2 separate regions of the Homo sapiens genome follow, and region 2 is linked to region 1. Evidence: chromatin contacts called from ENCODE Hi-C data. All regions are on one chromosome and are shown on one strand. Each heading gives the region's core, a stretch centred on a gene start or an enhancer-like site at or near the end of the contact. The rest is flanking DNA. Distances are from core to core; before and after follow the strand shown. Region 1 holds the start of ARL5B (ARF like GTPase 5B). Region 2 overlaps PRTFDC1 (phosphoribosyl transferase domain containing 1).

Evidence for each region. A loop is a pair of places that touch in the nucleus more often than their neighbours do. Pooled maps may share reads with other maps.
Region 2: a loop to region 1 is called in a pooled map, with 12 times the contacts of the local background. The contact joins the enhancer-like site here to the promoter of ARL5B in region 1. A Hi-C loop is called at or near these places in 4 of 50 pooled maps.

Annotation. Positions count from the first base shown.
Region 1 is chr10:18,657,079-18,661,356 of GRCh38, forward strand. ARL5B (ARF like GTPase 5B) reads left to right here and starts at 2,353. Exons shown (of 6, transcript NM_178815.5): 1 at 2,353-2,605. The coding sequence starts at 2,560. It also overlaps a transcript of NSUN6 not described here. RefSeq lists enhancers at 1,182-1,301, 2,002-2,131 and a silencer at 2,442-2,521.
Region 2 is chr10:24,885,082-24,889,249 of GRCh38, forward strand. All of the region lies in intron 3 of PRTFDC1 (phosphoribosyl transferase domain containing 1), which reads right to left. Among named protein-coding and RNA genes, the nearest start is that of PRTFDC1, 65 kb to the right of the region's middle. RefSeq lists an enhancer at 2,548-2,757. Within about 2 kb of position 2,375, at least 7 of the 41 ENCODE cell types and tissues checked have a DNase peak (open chromatin) inside an H3K27ac peak, as active enhancers do.

The sequences.
Region 1 (4,278 bases), core at 1,103-3,602:
TGGCCTCCCAAACTGCTAGCATCACAGGCATGAGCCACCGTGCCTCTCCTAATGTAATTGAAAGTATTTTTTCTAACAGATCGATAGGTACATCAGCATGATATCTGTTTAGATAATACACAACTATATTCTGTTAATCAATCATATTACTTTTGATAATTGTGGCTATTTTTCTTTCCCTCCAGTTTGTAAAAATTTTAGATTTCCAAATCAGCAAACAAAACTTTTAAATATGAAAAAATATTTTTAAAATATTAGAACAGTCTCATTGTCAGGTAAATTGTTCATAAGAAAGGTGTTAAAAGTAAGTTAAAAGTAAATTTTAACGAACTGAAAACTTCAACACTAAAGTTTTCTGAAATTTCAAAGAAACAAAACCAATAAAAATATCAAGAGCCATGTTCAAATAAATACATTCATTCCACTTAGTTAAAAGTAGAAGTATAATTCAAACTTACTGTCTCTAAAATATCATAAAAATGTTTAAGAAATCTATAGTTTTTTTTGCTTCAAATCTCTGCATTTTCTTTATTTTATTTTTATTTTTATTTTTTTAGACGGAGTCTCACTCTGTCGCCAGGCTGAAGTGCCCTGGTGTGATCTCTGCTCCCTGCAACCTCTGCCTCCCAGGTTCAAGCAATTCTCCTGCCTCAGCCTCCTGAGTAGCTAGGATTACAGGCGCGTGCCACCACACCCGGCTAATTTTTGTATTTTTAGTAGAGACAGGGTTTCACCATGTTGGCCAGGATGGTCTCCATCTCTTGACTTCGTGATCCACCCGCCTCAGCCTCCCAAAGTGCTGGGATTACAAGCATGAGCCCCAGCGCCCAGCCAAATGTCTGCATCTTCATACAAAAATGCTTTGTTCTTTTCAGAAATGGTTTCTTAGAAATCCGAAAGCCAGAAAAAAAAAAAAAAAGCAGAATGTGGTTTACATCCATGTCTAACAATTGAAGAAGCTGTTACGGAATCTAAAGTTTGTTTTGTGATAATGAAGCTAGGACTAAAAATGTCCTTTTAAGCCATTACTTACACAAACACAAAATTATTCACATTTATGGTCCAACTGATAGTCATGAAAGTTAAGTTTGCATAGGGTCAGTACATTCTTTTTCCTCTACATAGGAGGTTGAAACTTGCCTTTAATGTTGTAACGTTGGAGCATATTATCCTGCATCTAAGTCTTAAAGGGTCTTTAAACCATAGCACTGGGAGGACGTAAGTCATACATTCTCCTTGTACAGGTTAACTCAAGAGTTTGGCATGTTAAAAGGCCACGTTGCCAAGGTTAAAATCCAACCATCTGACTGAAGTCAGAGTCTAAAAAAATTTTAAGCTTGCTCCTCCGTCAACTGGTTTCAAGGACATTCAGTTTCGTTTCATGCCAGGCTGTGAAGCTTTTCTTTTCAATGCTAGAACCTAACCATGGAAAGTGGAATTGAAAACAATTACACAGCGAATTGGCTTATGCGTGGACTTCGATCTGGGATCCACGAACATACCTAATGCTTGGCAAAATGGAGAGGGGTGCTATGTGTTATTATTATGTGTTATTATTAATCACATAACTGAACTCTGTGGCTCCAGGCCTTCCATGGCTCGTCTCCCAATCAATTCTTTTCAGAACTAAGAATCACGACAGGGGCCGGGCGCGGTGGCTGAGCCTGCAATCCCACCACTTTGGGAAGTCGAGGCAGGAAGATCGCTTGAGCCCAGGAAATTGAGTCCCCCTGGGCAACACAGCCCGACCTCGTCTGCAATCGATCAATCAATCAATGAGTACATAAATGCATAAGCCAATGAATGAATACGTGAATGAATAGATTAATAAATGAATGAAGAAGAATCACGGCAGAACTCCTAACCCCTAGCACGCCTGCCTAGGGGAACAGGAATAAGTCAGGAAAGAAACACTCTTCACTTCTGTGAGTTTTCTAAGAGCAGCAAACGGCGGCTGCTCACTTAGAGAACCTATGGTCTTTCCTGGTTTTAGAGGTCAGGGAAGCAGCTGCTAGCAGCAGAGACTCAAATCAAAGGGGAGTCCCACAAACGTTTTGAAGGCTGACATCAGAAGGAGCACGCACCAAGGGAAATTTCCCACCCCCCCGCGATACCGCAAATTCCCAGCCGCTGGCCGTTTGGGACTCTCCTACCGGAAGTGAAACCGAAGAAAACGCCACGTCGAAGGCGTGGGTTGCCGTAAGTGCGCCGTCGTCACGCGCCTAGCTTCCGGCGATGGGTGGTCCTGGGATCCGGAGGGGAGGCGGGGTGGAGGCGGGGCTTGGGGCTGTGGAGAGGCTGTGGTAGGTAGGTGGGTACAGACCGAGGGGACTACGGGTCGGCGTTGGGCTCAGTGGGCTCGAAACAAAGGGCTGTCCGGTGGGGATTCGTCGCGGCGCCTTCTGAGTGGTCGGGTCGAGGCTTCTCGGCCTAGCAGTGCCCTCGCTGCGCGATCTCAGGCGGGTTCTCCTCGGCTCCGCGCAGCCCGCGCCGCGGTGGGGGACCCGGCGCAGCGGCACCTGCTGCCGAGGGACCCCGCGGCCCGCCCCGGTGCTCGTGATGGGGCTGATCTTCGCCAAACTGTGGAGCCTCTTCTGTAACCAAGGTGAGAAGAATGGAGCTGCGCGGCGGCTCGAATCCGAGGCAGAGGGTCCCGCCGCCGATGGGGACACCGGAGACAGGGGACAGAGCGTTCGGAGACGCGGAGGAGGAAGGGACTTAGGCCAGGGGGCGGGCAGAAACTCAGTGTTTTAGACCTGGAGGACGTACAGGAGAGACCTGACGTGTGGGAGAAATAGGGAGGCAGAAGAGAAGGTATTTGGCGTCCCAGAATCCAAACTGAGAATGTTTGGATATTGGCGAAGTAAAGCGGGATACAGCTAATGATGCCAGGAGGCGTATGGAGGGCCTTTCTCGTCTTTATTGAAGCGTGCTTGTGTCTATGTGTATCCCCAGGATAAGTGTCCGCCCAGAAACCTAGAACTTTTTTTTTTTTGAGTAATGTAGGTGCTTTGTTTTCCCGCCCTGCAGTTTGAGCCGTAAGCCAGTGCACTTTCACTCTGATTTCGCCTCCTTTCCTCTAGGACTTGGGAATGAGTTGTCCTATTCAGATGCACGAGTTTTCCAGCATCTTCATTGTAAACTTTTTTTTTTAAAGCATTTAGTTCAGAAACTAAATGCTTTTCGGTTTTGTGTAAGACGTTACGTGTCCGTAATTAGTCTGTAACAGGTAATGAGACACCTGGAAGTGGCAGGTCCAAAGGGCCGAGAAGTTGCAAAACCTGTTCTGAATCAGAATGAGATGTGATGTCTTCTGAAGAGAGAAAACACCCAGACCAAAAAAGGGGCCGACGATAAGTTAAAGTTTGAGGCGTCCTTTGAACAGAATGGTTTCTTAGTAATTGAAACCAGTTTTGAAAATCAACTCGTTTCATTTTACATTTAAGAGCCGGGCATCGTTAATAAGCCAGTTTTATTTCCTTTTATGTTGGTACCAATTTGTTACTGCTAATGTAGGTATCTAATCTTTTTCTGGATTTAAGAAGTTGTGGAGGTAATGGAATGGCTTTAGTTGACTTGTTCTGTAGATTGATAAGAACACTAAAGCAGTCTTTTTCAAGGTTATAAATATAGATACAGGCACACACATGTGTATATATATGTATATGCCTGTATCCAGTAACCACAGATAATATTACTTATCAAATGATTTCAAAGTGAGCAGAGCTTCACACTTTGTGGGTATTATCCATACATTTAAAATATTATTTTTATTTATTTATTTTTTGAGGCAGAGTCTTTCTCTGTCGCCCAGGCTTCAGTGCAGTGGCGCAATCTCAGCTCACTGCAACCTCTGCATCCTGGGTTCAAGCGATTCTTGTTCCTCAGCCTCCCGAGTAACTGGTATTTACAGGCACCCGCCACCACGCCCGGCCTATTTTTGTATCTTTAGTAGAGACAGGGTTTCGCCATGTTGGGCAGGCTGGTCTCGACCTTCTGACTTCAGGTGATCTACCCACCTCGGCCTCCCAAAGTGCTGGAATTACAGGTGTGAGCCACCGCGCCCAGCGGTAAAACAGCATTTTAAGACATGCTTAAAGGTATAAAGATTAATACAAAAATCACCAGTTTTCTCTTTCCCCTGAGCTGGAGAATCGAAACGTTACCGAAGTAGTTGGTTTTCCCTTTATATCCTTTCCCGTTTTCCTTTCTCCCTTTTCTGTTACATGGCTGCTGTCTTGTCTTTTTTCGTTGGAGGTGTCCTTACTCAGACTAGAG
Region 2 (4,168 bases), core at 1,125-3,624, 6.2 Mb after region 1:
TAGTCAATCTCCAGGTCAAGTGAAAACCTGAGCTTGGCCATGAACAAAGCTATCAAGTTTCAAAACCTTAACTATTTCAGCAAAGGGTATGTGGATCTGCCTTTGTATTCTCGTCCTGGGACCCATAAATGTTAGGGGCAAGCCTGACTCTCAGAATCATTTACTGAGCATTTAAATTTACCAAGTGCCTGGCACATTAGTAAGCACATTACTTACATGAATCCTAACACAGTCCTATGAGGCAGGATCCAGCAATCACACTCCTTAATATTTATCCAAATGAGTTGAAAACTTATGTCTGCAAAAAGTTACCTAGATGTTTCTAGCAGCTTGATTTATTTTGAGGCAGAGTCTTGCTCTGTTGCCCAGGATGGAGTGCAGTGGCATGACCTTGGCTCACAGCAACCTCCGCCTCCCAGGTTCAAGTGATTCTCCTGCCTCAGCCTCCTGAATAGCTGGGATTACAGATGTGCGCCATCATGCCAGGCTAATTTTTTTACTTTTGGTAGAGATGAGGTTTCACCACATTGGCCAAGCTGGTCTCAAACTCCTGACCTCAAGTGATCTGCCTGCCTCGGCTTCCCAAGTGCTGGGATTACAGGCATGAGCCACCGCACCTGGCCAGCAGCTTTATTTGTAATTGCTAAACTATGGAAACAACCCAGAGGTCCTTCAGTAGGTGAATGGATGAATGAGCTATGATGCATCTATGCAACGTATTACTATTCAGTGCAAATAAGAGCTATCAAGCCATAAAAAGACATGAAGAAAACTTAAATGCATATTACTAAGTGAAAGAAGCCATTCTGAAAGGCCACACACTGTAAGATTCCAACTAAATGACGTTCTAGAAAAGGCAAAACTGTGGAGACAGTAAAAAGATCAGTGGTCAACAGGGGTTAGGTGGGAGGCAGGGAGAAAGAGGAAAAACACAGGATTTTCAGGGCAGTGAAACTATCTTGTATGATACTACTCCAGTGGATTGATATCATCATACAGATCTAAACTCATAGAATATACATCACCAAGAGTGAACCCTAATGCAAACTACGAACTTTGGGTGATAATGATGTGTTAATGTAGGTTTTATTGTAACAAATGTTCAACTCTGGCAGGGGATGTTGATAAGCGGGGAGTCTATGTGGGGCTATATGAGAAATCCTGTACCTCCCAGACAGCTTTGCTGTGAAGCTAAAACTACTCTGAAAAAATGAAGTCTATTTTAAATATTATGAGACAAGGAACAGGTACTGTTATCACCCCAATTTAAGTAACCTGGTTAAGTAACTTTGCCCAAGTTCCCACAGCTGGGAAGTGATGTTGCTGGAGCCAGGCTGGAGATTTCACATACGACCCCATCTTGCTCCAAAGCCTCCACCTGACCAACAGGTTCGGCAGCTTCCGTATTGGCCTGATCACAATCTGCCTTTCAGTGTGACCTGCACTCTAGTGTGTTCCACTGTGCATGGATCACTTGTGCAGATTGTGATTCTGTATGTGTGGGGTGGGGCCTAAGAGTCTGTGTTTCTTTCTTTTTTTACCCCCTTACATTCGGGGTCTCATTATGTTGCCCAAGCTGGAGTGCAACGGTGCTATCATAGCTCACTGCAGCTTCGAATTCCTGGGCTCAAGAGATCCTCCTGCCTCAGTCTCCAGAGTAACTGGGATTGCAGGTGCGTGCCACCATGCCCAGCTAATTTTTTACACATTTCTAACCAGCTCCCAGGTGATGGGGGTGCTGCAGGTCCACAGGCCACCCTTTGAGTAGCCAGGGTCTATGTTCCACACACATCAACTTGTGGGCTAAATCTAGTGCGTATCCTGCATTTTACCATCTTTGTATTTTACATCTTTGTATCTTGTTAATACTCCTTCTTTTTTTTTTTTTTTTTTTTTTTTTGAGACGGAGTCTCGCTCTGTCGCCCAGGTCGGACTGCGGACTGCAGTGGCGCAATCTCGGCTCACTGCAAGCTCCGCTTCCCGGGTTCACGCCATTCTCCTGCCTCAGCCTCCCGAGTAGCTGGGACTACAGGCGCCCGCCACCGCGCCCGGCTAATTTTTTGTATTTTTAGTAGAGACGGGGTTTCACCTTGTTAGCCAGGATGGTCTCGATCTCCTGACCTCATGATCCACCCGCCTCGGCCTCCCAAAGTGCTGGGATTACAGGCGTGAGCCACCGCGCCCGGCCGTTAATACTCCTTCTAATAGGGTTTGGCCATGTCCCCACTCAAATCTCATCTTAAACTGTAGTTCTCATAATCCCCACGTGTCATGGGAGGGACCTGGTGGAGAATCATGGTGATTCAATTATCATGGAGAACAACCTCCATGTTGTTCTCATCATAGTGAGTTCTCACGAGATCTGATGGTTTTATAAGGGCTTCCCCCCTCTCCCTTCGCTCTGCACTTCTCCTTGCTGCCACCATGTGAAGAAGGATGTGTTCGCTTCCCCTTCTGCCATGACTGCAAGTTTCCTGAGGCCTCCCCAGCCCTGCAGAACTGTGAGTCAAACCTCTTTCCTTTATGAATTACCCAGTCTCGGTGTGTCCTTATAGCAGAATGAGAACGGACTAATATACCCTCTATCCAGCATGGCTCTCTGTCACATCTCTGCCTGTCAAAATCATAATCATGCTTAGATATCCAAATTAAGTTCCACTTTCATTATAAACTATCACCTGAACCTCACCCCACCACAACTGTAGGCCAGAAGTGATCTCTCCAGCCAACCCACTTCCTTTGCATGTAGCACCCGTTCAGGCAGCACTGGTTACTTCCTTGTTATATTAGCTACCCCTTGTTCACTGCATATGCATCTGTTCACTTCTGTGTTTTTAAATTTTAAATTTTTGTAGTTTTTGTAGAGACAGGGTCTCACTATATTGCTTAGGCTGGTCTCAAACTCTCGGGCTCAAGCAATCCTCCTGCTTCAGCCTCCTGAGTTACTGGGAATGACTAATTTTTGTATCTCTATAGAGACAGGGTCTTGCTGTGTCATCCAGGTTGGTCACAAACTTCTGGGCTCAAGTGGTCCTCATGCCTTGGCCTCCCAAAATGCTGGGATTACAGGCATGAGCCTCTGCACCAGGCCCACTTCTGCTGTTTTGAAAGCAGCTCGAGGATAGGGACTTTACACCTATCTCCTTAAAGATTCCTTAGTACTGAACAGGGCCTTGGACATAGAAAGGAACATGGTGTAGGACTCAAAGAGTGGCTCAGACCCTGCCCTGCCCCTGTCTTAAGCTCCCTGATGCTAGTCTTCTCTTCTAGAAAATGAGTTCAGTGACACCTACCCGTTTGGGTTGTTGTGAGGTTTAATTTAAATGTCATATGTAAAGTGCTTTACCCAATAGGCCCTTGATAAAATGTCTATTGGATTGAATTTGCCTCTTGTATTATCTGTAAAAGGGAAGGGAGCGGACATGGGAGTGAATTAAGGACAAAACCAGACCTGGCACCGAGTGTCTTAGCTTTTATTCCAATACGTTTTCCACTCTCCCAAGCTTTGCTGCCTTTTAATTCTATGAGTAGCTGTCATTCATGTAGCTAAAATTTGTTAGTGTTTACAGAAAAACACTAGAATGTTATTTACTGGGTTCACATTTTCTATACAAATCACTGACCAAAGTCAGATAGGGCTTAGAAAGAAAAGGTATCAATGTACCCTTAGGTCTTGGTAAGCCATAAAGTAACATAATATATAATATACATCAATAATGTGGTGGTATCTCTACATAACTCAACACAGCAAAACTTAAAAGCAGGCAATGGTTTCCAGATGCAATGTGGAAAAAGAAATTATTATGATCAGCTGGAATAATTGACTTAACCAGTTACTTTCTGGGAAACTGTGGCAAACTCATTTGATTTCTCATTTACTTCATCTGGAAAATGGAAATGCTGCTACCACCTGCCTGTTATGGTCTGAATGTTTGTTACCCCCCTCCCCGACCCTGCCCCAAATTCAGATGTTGAAATCGAATCACCATGATACTAGGAGGTGGGGACTTTGGGGGGTGATTAGGTCATGAAGGCTGAGCCCTTGTGAATTAGGATTAGTGCCTTTAGAAAAGAGACCCCAAAGAGCTTGCTTGCCCCTTCCACCAAGTGAGGACACAGCAAGAAGGCACCATCTATGGACATGAAAGTGGGACCTCGTCTATGGCCA